2 separate regions of the Homo sapiens genome follow, and region 2 is linked to region 1. The links are chromatin loops, found by intact Hi-C in ENCODE. Cell type or tissue: CD4-positive, alpha-beta T cell. All regions are shown on one strand. Region 1 overlaps NLRC5 (NLR family CARD domain containing 5). Region 2 overlaps CPNE2 (copine 2).

Region 1 (4,000 bases):
GGGAGGAAGAGTCACAACTTTCACCAGATTCTCCAAGGGGTTTCTGACTTCAGCAGGGAAAGAACAGTTGATCTAAATCTTAAAAACCAAACCCAAACACCAACACTAACTCACTGTAATTGGCCCCACCCACCCACCTTCCAACACACAAACCACTCACTCGAGGTGGAGGTGACCGAGGTGGCAGCTTCCTCCCAGAGCCTTGCAGAGCTGCTCTAGGTGCTTTTCTTGGAGGCCACAATGTGTCAGCCTGCCCAGGGACAAAAACACAGTGCTGCATGCCCCACTGAACAGAGGCGGGAAGGAGCCGCTTTCCCACCCCCCAGACACAGAGGCAGAGAATGAGGCTTGCAGGAGAGGAGGGACTGGGATGTATCTGGCACCTAGACAGACGGACAAAGAGGGACCAACACACACGACACCCACAGGATGTCACATATAGGCAGAGGGTGGGCAGAGACACAGATGGAAGGAAACCAAGGCACAGAGACCTCAGAGAGAGAGAGCAGATCAGAGGAAGACAGATAAGACTGAAATAACAGTTAAATAAACTGATAAAACAGAAATACACGATGAGAGAGGGAAGAAATGAGAGAAACAGGCAGAGGGACAGAGGGAGATTAGGACAGACAAAGACCAAGAGAGAAGGGGGGAAGAGTGCTGATGGGAGCCCCCAGGCCCAGGCACCAGGATCATGACAGAAGGAGCCCAGTGCTCCCCTTCACCTCTTTTCAGAGTCTCCACAACCCCTCAGCTGCTGGGGGTCAGGGAGCTAAGGGGAGTGGGGTCTCCTGGGCTTGGGAAGGTGGTTGACGGGGCTGCCTTGTGAGCCCTGTCTGGGGTGGGCTGGGCAGGGGAGGTAGGAGGTAGGGAAGCCAGGCCATGACCCCTGGACACAGCAGGTCAGGTGTCCTTCAGGGAGCATGTGGGGCCTGGGCACAGGTTTGGGAGCAGGCTCTGAGCAGGGGAAGGGAGGGGGCTGGAATCACACACAGGGCTGGAGGCCATCACTGTACCTCATCCTTCGGGAGCTCAGAGGCAGCTCAGAGGGCATCTGGAGCATGAGGCTGTCAAGAAATGCAGCCCTGGAGGGACATCACCAAGGCCAGGCTGAGCAAAGGCCATGTCCGCCATCTCCAGAATCCATCCTCAGCCTGGCCTTCCACCATCGAGCCCTATCCTCCACCTAGAGTCAATCAGACCTTGGTGCCAATTTGGCTTCTCCACTTCCTGGTTGTGTGACCCTGGACAAATCACAGCCTCTCAATGGGAGACTGTATGTGAACTGCCTTAGTTTGGTGCTTGGTGCATACATGGCAAGTACTCAATTGACCTTGACTGCTATTATCATTAATCTCATCCTCCTCCTCATCTGTGCTTCAGAGATGTCAGCCCCAGCTGGAATCGAGCCTTCAGTAGTCCAGACTCTACAGAAGAGATTGTGGGTGGGCTCCGGGAGCAAAGAGCTGAGTCTCTACCCATGCGCTAGGCTGGGGCAATCCAGGACCCTAATGGGTCCTTGTGTGAAAGGGATACAGAAGTTCCGACCAGGACCAGAGCTACAGGCCAGGCAATCCCCTGGGTTTAAGCTGGAGGGCTCTAGTCTCCCGGAATCCCCCTCTGGCTACCCAACTCCTGCCCTGGCCTGCTGTCTATATCCTACACACTGGGGCTCCTTTCAGGCACCATGAGAGGCGGAGGTGGTCTGGATTTGGACCCTCCCCCTTTGGGGCTGCATCCTTTGCCAAGCCTGCTCACTTCCCGCTCTTCCGTGAATTTGTCCAGGTCACCCTGGCAGTTGACTGACTGGCACTGCCCAGCTGTGGAGGGTAGAGAGGGGAATGTCCCTGACTGAGCATGGAGTTGGGGTGAAATCGGGCCCTACCTCTCCTGGGGCCCCTTCTGCTCCTCTGGCTCCTGGGCAAACATGAAGATCACAGTTTTGTGCTGCAGGCTGTGAAGACAAAAGAGGGGTGAGGAAGCGAGAGGTTATTGGCTCCCTGTTACTATTTCTTTTTGAGAGAAGGTCTCAGTCTGTTGCCCAAGCTGGTGTGCAGTGGTGCAATCATGGCTCACTGAAGCCTCCACCTCCTGGGCTCAAGCAATCCTCCCACTTCAGCCTCCTGAGTAGCTGGGATTACAGGCTTGTGCCATCAGGCCCAGCTAATTAAAAAAAAAAGTATGTAGAGACAGTCTATGTTGTCTACTCTGGTCTCGAACTTCTGGGCTCAGGTGATCCTCCCACCTTTGCTTCCCAAAGTGCTGGGATGATAGGTGTGAGCCACCGTGCCCGGCCTGTCACTTTTTACCCCTGGCCCGGGAGGACCTCTCAAGTTCCATCCCCCTGCCTCCAGCTGCAGCCACTTCCTCTGACTCCCCTCTGACTTCCTCTGAGCTTTTGGAGGGCTGAAATCTTTCTACCACAGATATTTCACAAATGTATCTATTGCCTAAGTAAGCCCCATTTCCTGGCAAGTCTTAAAAGAAAACAAATTCTGTGTTCTCTCTTTTAGCCCCAGACTGAAACCCCTCTCTCTGCTAGTCAGTGTTCTGTCTGTGCTCAAAGTATGTGTGGATTACCCCTGGTAACCTTTGGAGTGAGTCCTTCAAACCTTCCATTTTCTAGTGCAATAATTTTTGTTTTACAAACATGGGATTAAACTATAGATTCTCTTTTTAAACATTAGTTTTTTAAGGGCTAGAAGCAGGGATGACAAATAATTATTAATACTTGATCATTATTGATGGGAACAGATTATATATACCATGCTCTCTCTTTTTTTTTTTTTTTTTTTAATTTGAGACAGAGTCTTGCTCTGTCTCCCAGGCTGGAGTGCAGTGGCATGATCTCGGCTCACTGCAACCTCCGCCTCCCAGGTTCCAGCGATTCTCCTGCCTCAGCCTCCTGAGTAGCTGGAATTACAGGTGCACGCCACCATGCCCAGCTAGTTTTTGTATTTTTAGTAGAGACGGGGTTTCATCCTATTGGCCAGGCTGGTCTTGAACTCCTGACCTCAGGTGATCCCCCTGCCTCAGCCTCCCAAAGTGCTGGGTTTACAGCATGAGCCACAGCACCTGGCCCAGATTATACCATTCTTTCTGCCATTGCATATCTTGAAAAGCTTTATTATAATCTTTTATAATCTTTTAAGATAATGAGTTAAAATTTTTATGTTTGGCCTGGTGCAGTGGTTCATACCTATAATCCTTGCTCTTTGGGAGGCCAGGGCAGGAGGATCACATGAGCTCGGGAGTTTGAGAACAGCCTGGTCAATATAGCAAGACCCTCTCTCTACTAAAAATAAAAAAAATTGCCAGGCATAGTGACTCATGACTGTAATCCCAGCACTTTGGGAGACTAAGAGAGATGGATTGCTGAGCCCAGGATTTGGAGGTTACAGTGAGCTGTGATTGTGTCACTGTACTCCAGCCTTGGTAACAGAGCAAGATCCTGTCTCTAAAGAAATTTCTTTATGTTTACTTAATAACTCCCCGTCACCCCTCCATATTGAAACTGCACCTATATTATCATTTTTTTTTCTATGGTTCCACTGAGTTCTCTCTGGAAGTAACTTAGTCTAACTAATATCCCTCGGTTAAACATTCCAGCTATTTTCTTTTTTTTTCCTATTATAACCAATACTGAGGTGAACATCCCTACAGCTAAATGTGTTTGCACAATCGTGATAATTTATTTAGTATAAGTTCCTGGAAGTGAACAGGGCATCGCTTGGAATGCACTAGGGACCCTTTATTGAATCATCATATACAGTGAACCAAGGTCCCCTAATCTACCTTTTGGGTGAATCGGTTTCCCTCTCCTCCCTTGAGGGGTGTTTAAAGCAGGGACCACCCTACTGGGTTGAGAATGAGGCTTTCCTCCGAGTGGGAACTGAGTTGACATTAATCATCATCTGTCCTCACCTCCCCATACTCAACGGCGAGACTTACAGAAATAGGATTGGGTTCCCTAGTGGCAGAGCCTGGGTCTGTGAGTGGG
Region 2 (4,000 bases), 100 kb before region 1:
CCCATCCAGACCCTACCCTTGACAGCCCACCACTGTTCCTGGGCCCCTTCCCTTAGGCGGCCCTCCAACCCCACCTCAATACCATCAGAAACAGTCCAGGGCAACATTTCTGGGACACCTAAGCAGATAGGTAGAAAGACACTAAGAGGCCGGGCAATGAAGAAAGAAAAGAATGCTTGGTCCTGGTCTAATGGGCCACACCTTTCAGTGGGTGGGATCTGTTTCCAAGCCCGTTCCAGCTCAGGCAGGCAGTGCCCACTCCCTCCACACGTGGCCCTCCTGGCTCCCTCGTTTCTATCAGCCCCCGTGCCTAGGAGATGCGTGGGGCTCAGGCCTGGGCCTACCTCTTAGCTGGCAGCCCTCCTCCCTGGGGAGCCTGGGGGCAGACAGGGCCAGGTTCCTGCAGGACTGTGGGCACCAGTGGCCAGAGGAGGTGATACCACACAGTGACAGCACTACACAGACCCTGCCTGTCACCCTCATGCTGACTCCCATTCTAGAGGAGTGGAGCTCAGAGAGGTGATGTAACTTGTTGAGGCCTCACAGCCGGGAACTGGCACAGTCCAGATTGAACCCAGCCTGGCTGACTCCGAAGCTGGGGCTCTTTACATGATGTCCTCCTCCACCGCCCACTGGCACCAGTGGTCTGTCATTGTCTCCAACAGAGGGGCCTGGCAGGGAAAAGCTTTCCTCCCACCCAGCATGCCAGTGTCTGAGGGCCTGAATATCCAGGATAGCAGCCCAGGGTGGGGCCCAGAGCCCTGGTACTGGACTTTAACCCGCACCCCTATGTGCCAATCAACCAGCCACCATGCCCACACACAGGGGCTTGGCCTCAGCAAGTGCCCAGCTGCGCCTGAGGTCAGCAGCCCAGACCTCGGCAGTGGAAGTGCAGCTGACAAGTCCCCGGCTTCCCGCCCAGCCTGGACAAAGCCAGAGTTGTTCAGGAGCCTCAAACGTCTATTACACAGCCCTACCCCCAGGACAGATCAAAGGGGAAGGGGCTGTAGATGGAGAGAACGGAGGGTGGAATCGGGTGCAAGGGGTTGGAAGAGGCTCTGCAGGCTCTGTTGTCCCTGCAGGTGGTCCTGGTTCACCCTGTCCCCAGCATTCCCACCTCCAGAAACAGCCCATCACTGTCAGATTGAATCCAAAAACCCAACTCCCAACAAGGATGAAGCAACTCTTGCCTTTACTCCGAGGTTCTTCAGGTTTCTAGGGCTGTAAACAACTGCTTCCCCTAATGCATTTAACGTTTGATTTGATTTATAAGAAATTGACTTGACCACAACAGTTCCAGGCAGAGTCTAGGGAAGCTGCACTTACTCCCTAGCTCATTTCAGGGAAGTTGGCAGCTGAGGACCCTGCGAGGGGAGCGGGTGGAATTTCCAGGGAGCTGGCTGGGTGCTTCCCAGCTCCCCCTCCACTGGGACACCAGACACCTGGGTGACCAACCAGGAATGGGCCATGAATAGCAAGGCCCAGGTCTCAGGGGCCAAGGCAGAGGGAAAGATGAAGGCCTGAGATAGGAGTCCCCCCAAGGCTCACTCAAACCTGCATAAGACCTTCCAGTGGCTCCCCACCGCCCTCCAGAGAAAACCCAGGTTCCTCAATGGCTTCCGAGGCCCCGCAGGAGCTGGCCTACCTTTCAGCCTCACCTCACCCCACCTCCTCCTCTTTCAACACATTCCTTCCTTCCGATACACCCACACACCAAACCTCCAGGCCTCGGCACGTGCCGTTCCCTCCGCCTGAGACACTCCACGCACACACATCCTTTATGAGGCTAACTCAAGCATCCTCCAAGTTTCAGCTCACATGTCACTTTCCCAAAAAGCCTTTCCTGAGCCCTCCATCTGGGTCGGATGCCACCTCTGTGAGCCCGTGCTTCCATCGCCTCAGGCTTAGTCTCCCTGCCTCCTGCTCCTGGCCTAGGGCTCCTCACTAGACTGCAGGCTCTGGGAGGGCAGAGGCCCTGTGTCACTCATCATGGTCTCCCCAGTGCTACACAGAAGTTGGTTGGTAAAGATGTGTTGAGTGAATGAATGGGAGAGTGCAGCCCTGCCTAGAGAGAGGCTTCCACCACCTGCTCTCAATTTCCTGTACGTGGGTGTGCATCGGTGCACATATGTCTGGGGATGGGGAGGGTGAAGCCACACCAAATATTCTTCCCCAAACTAAAAAACGGCTGACAAAAGCATCAGGGGATAATTCATAAATGACTTCCTTTTGCTTTGGGACTAATTGTGCTTGGCATCACTGAATGCTAGCTCAAGAGGTGTCCCCAAAAGATTCGGCCAGCAGGGAAGCACTTTATGTGTGCCAGGCACTATGCTGAGCAATTTCTATGCCTATCTAGTTCTAGAAGGCAGGGACTGTTTCCATTATCCTCGTCGCACAGATGAGGAAACAAGTTCACAGAGTTTAAGCTACCTGCTCTCGGTCCCACGAAGTCAGGAAGTGGGGGAGCTGGGATTTGAACCTCCCAGAGCTTGAGGCTGAACCACCAGGCAGCCCCACCTCCCCTCCACTGGTGTACCCTGAGGCCAAGGGGATAAGGTAAGGCAGGAGGTAGAGAATGGCCTTATCTGTTCTTGGACATCAGAGTGGGAGAGCCTGATAAGAGGCCCCTTGGCCCCACTCCTGCAGGTTAGAGATGCTCAGACATCCCCTGAGGTCACACAGCCTGGGTGGGTGACAGAGCTTTTCCAGCAGAAAGGAGCCAGGAGGTGGCTGCCTCCCCCAGGCCGGGAGGACCAAGTCGCAGCAAAAGTGGCTGGGATGTCCAGAGGACTAGCACCAGGTGCTTGGGCCTCAAGTCCTTCTGCTTCTTCCCTCTGGGGAGCTCTCCGCAGCTGCTCCCCAGAACACACAAATGCCCTTCCTGGCCTTTCCTGGGGCCCAAACCCCCTCAGACCTGGGTCCAGCAGACACAGACCCACCTCTCCCCAGGACCCTGGTTCCTGCCCAGTCCTGCCCCAGCTCTGCAGGTGCAGCTGTGAAAGGGCCCTGGCGCTAACACTGGGCTGCACGCCCGCTCCCTGCCCCACATTTTTCCCCTTAAACAAACATGCAAGACTTTCTTTTTCTATCCCTTTGAAAGCCTGCTCAGGGTGGACAAGACTGGGTGGGACAATGGCCTGGCACCCGAACAGGAGGGAGTGCAAGGTGAAGCCTGCCTCTTGCTGTGCCCTCTCTAGCCAGTTCTAGCCCAGCAAACCCAGGAATTAAAAAAAAAAAAAAAAAAAAAAAAAAATCCCGGCCGGGTGCCGTGGCTCAGGTCTGTAATCCCAGCACTTTGGGAGGCTGAGGTGGGCAGATCAGTTGAGGTCACAAGTTCAAGACCAGTGCGGCCAACATGGTGAAACTCTGTCTCTACTAAAAATACAAAAATTAGCCCGGCGTGGTGGCAGGTGCTTGTAATCCCAGCTACTCAGGAGGTTGAGTCAGGAGAATTGCTTGAACCCAGGAGGTGAAGATTGCAGTGAGCTGAGACTGTGCCACTGCACTTCAGCCTGGGCAACAGAATGAGACTTTGTCTCAAAAAAAAAATATCCCTCCCAGGCCTTTCCCAGTTACTGCCCATTAAGCCTGCACCCAGGTCCTCACAGCACACTGGGGGTTTACTACGCCCATTTCATAAGAGGAAATGGGTGTGGGTGCAGTGGCTCACACCTGTAATCCCAGCACTTTGGGAGGCTGAGGCGGGCGGATCACCTGAGGACAGGGGTTTGAGACAGGCCTGGCCAACATGGTGGAACCCTATCTCTACTAAAAATACAAAAAATTAACCAGGCGTGGTGGTGGGCACCTGTAATCCCAGCTACTTGGGATGCTGAGACAGGAGAATCGCTTGAACCCAGGAGGCGGAGGTTGCAGTGAGCCAAGATTGCACCATTGCACTCCAGCCTGGGCAACAAGAGTGAAACTCTGTCTCAAAAAACAAAAAGAGGAAATGGGTTTAGAGCAGGAAACATTCCATTCCATAAGAAGAAACATG

The links. A loop is a pair of places that touch in the nucleus more often than their neighbours do. Peaks named below come from ENCODE experiments on the same cell type or tissue, not always from the same donor. Only the 100,000 strongest peaks of a DNase experiment are listed, where the experiment ranks them.
Region 2: it touches region 1 in a loop (2.6-fold over the local background); 1 of 110 quality-filtered maps calls a loop at or near these places.

The regions. Positions count from the first base shown.
Region 1 is chr16:57,037,735-57,041,734 of GRCh38, reverse strand. It overlaps NLRC5 (NLR family CARD domain containing 5), which reads right to left. Exons shown (of 49, transcript NM_001384950.1): 16 at 1,886-1,954; 17 at 1,017-1,085; 18 at 161-250. Among named protein-coding and RNA genes, the nearest start is that of NLRC5, 50 kb to the right of the region's middle. RefSeq lists an enhancer at 2,139-2,338. In CD4-positive, alpha-beta T cell, no CTCF peak of the experiment used is centred here; DNase peaks (open chromatin) are centred at 174 and 2,384; H3K4me3 peaks cover 1,016 bases; H3K27ac peaks cover 3,898 bases.
Region 2 is chr16:57,140,125-57,144,124 of GRCh38, reverse strand. The region is part of intron 14 of CPNE2 (copine 2); the gene reads right to left. Among named protein-coding and RNA genes, the nearest start is that of PSME3IP1, 44 kb to the left of the region's middle. RefSeq lists a silencer at 2,015-2,194. In CD4-positive, alpha-beta T cell, no CTCF peak of the experiment used is centred here; a DNase peak (open chromatin) is centred at 2,054; H3K27ac peaks cover 1,376 bases.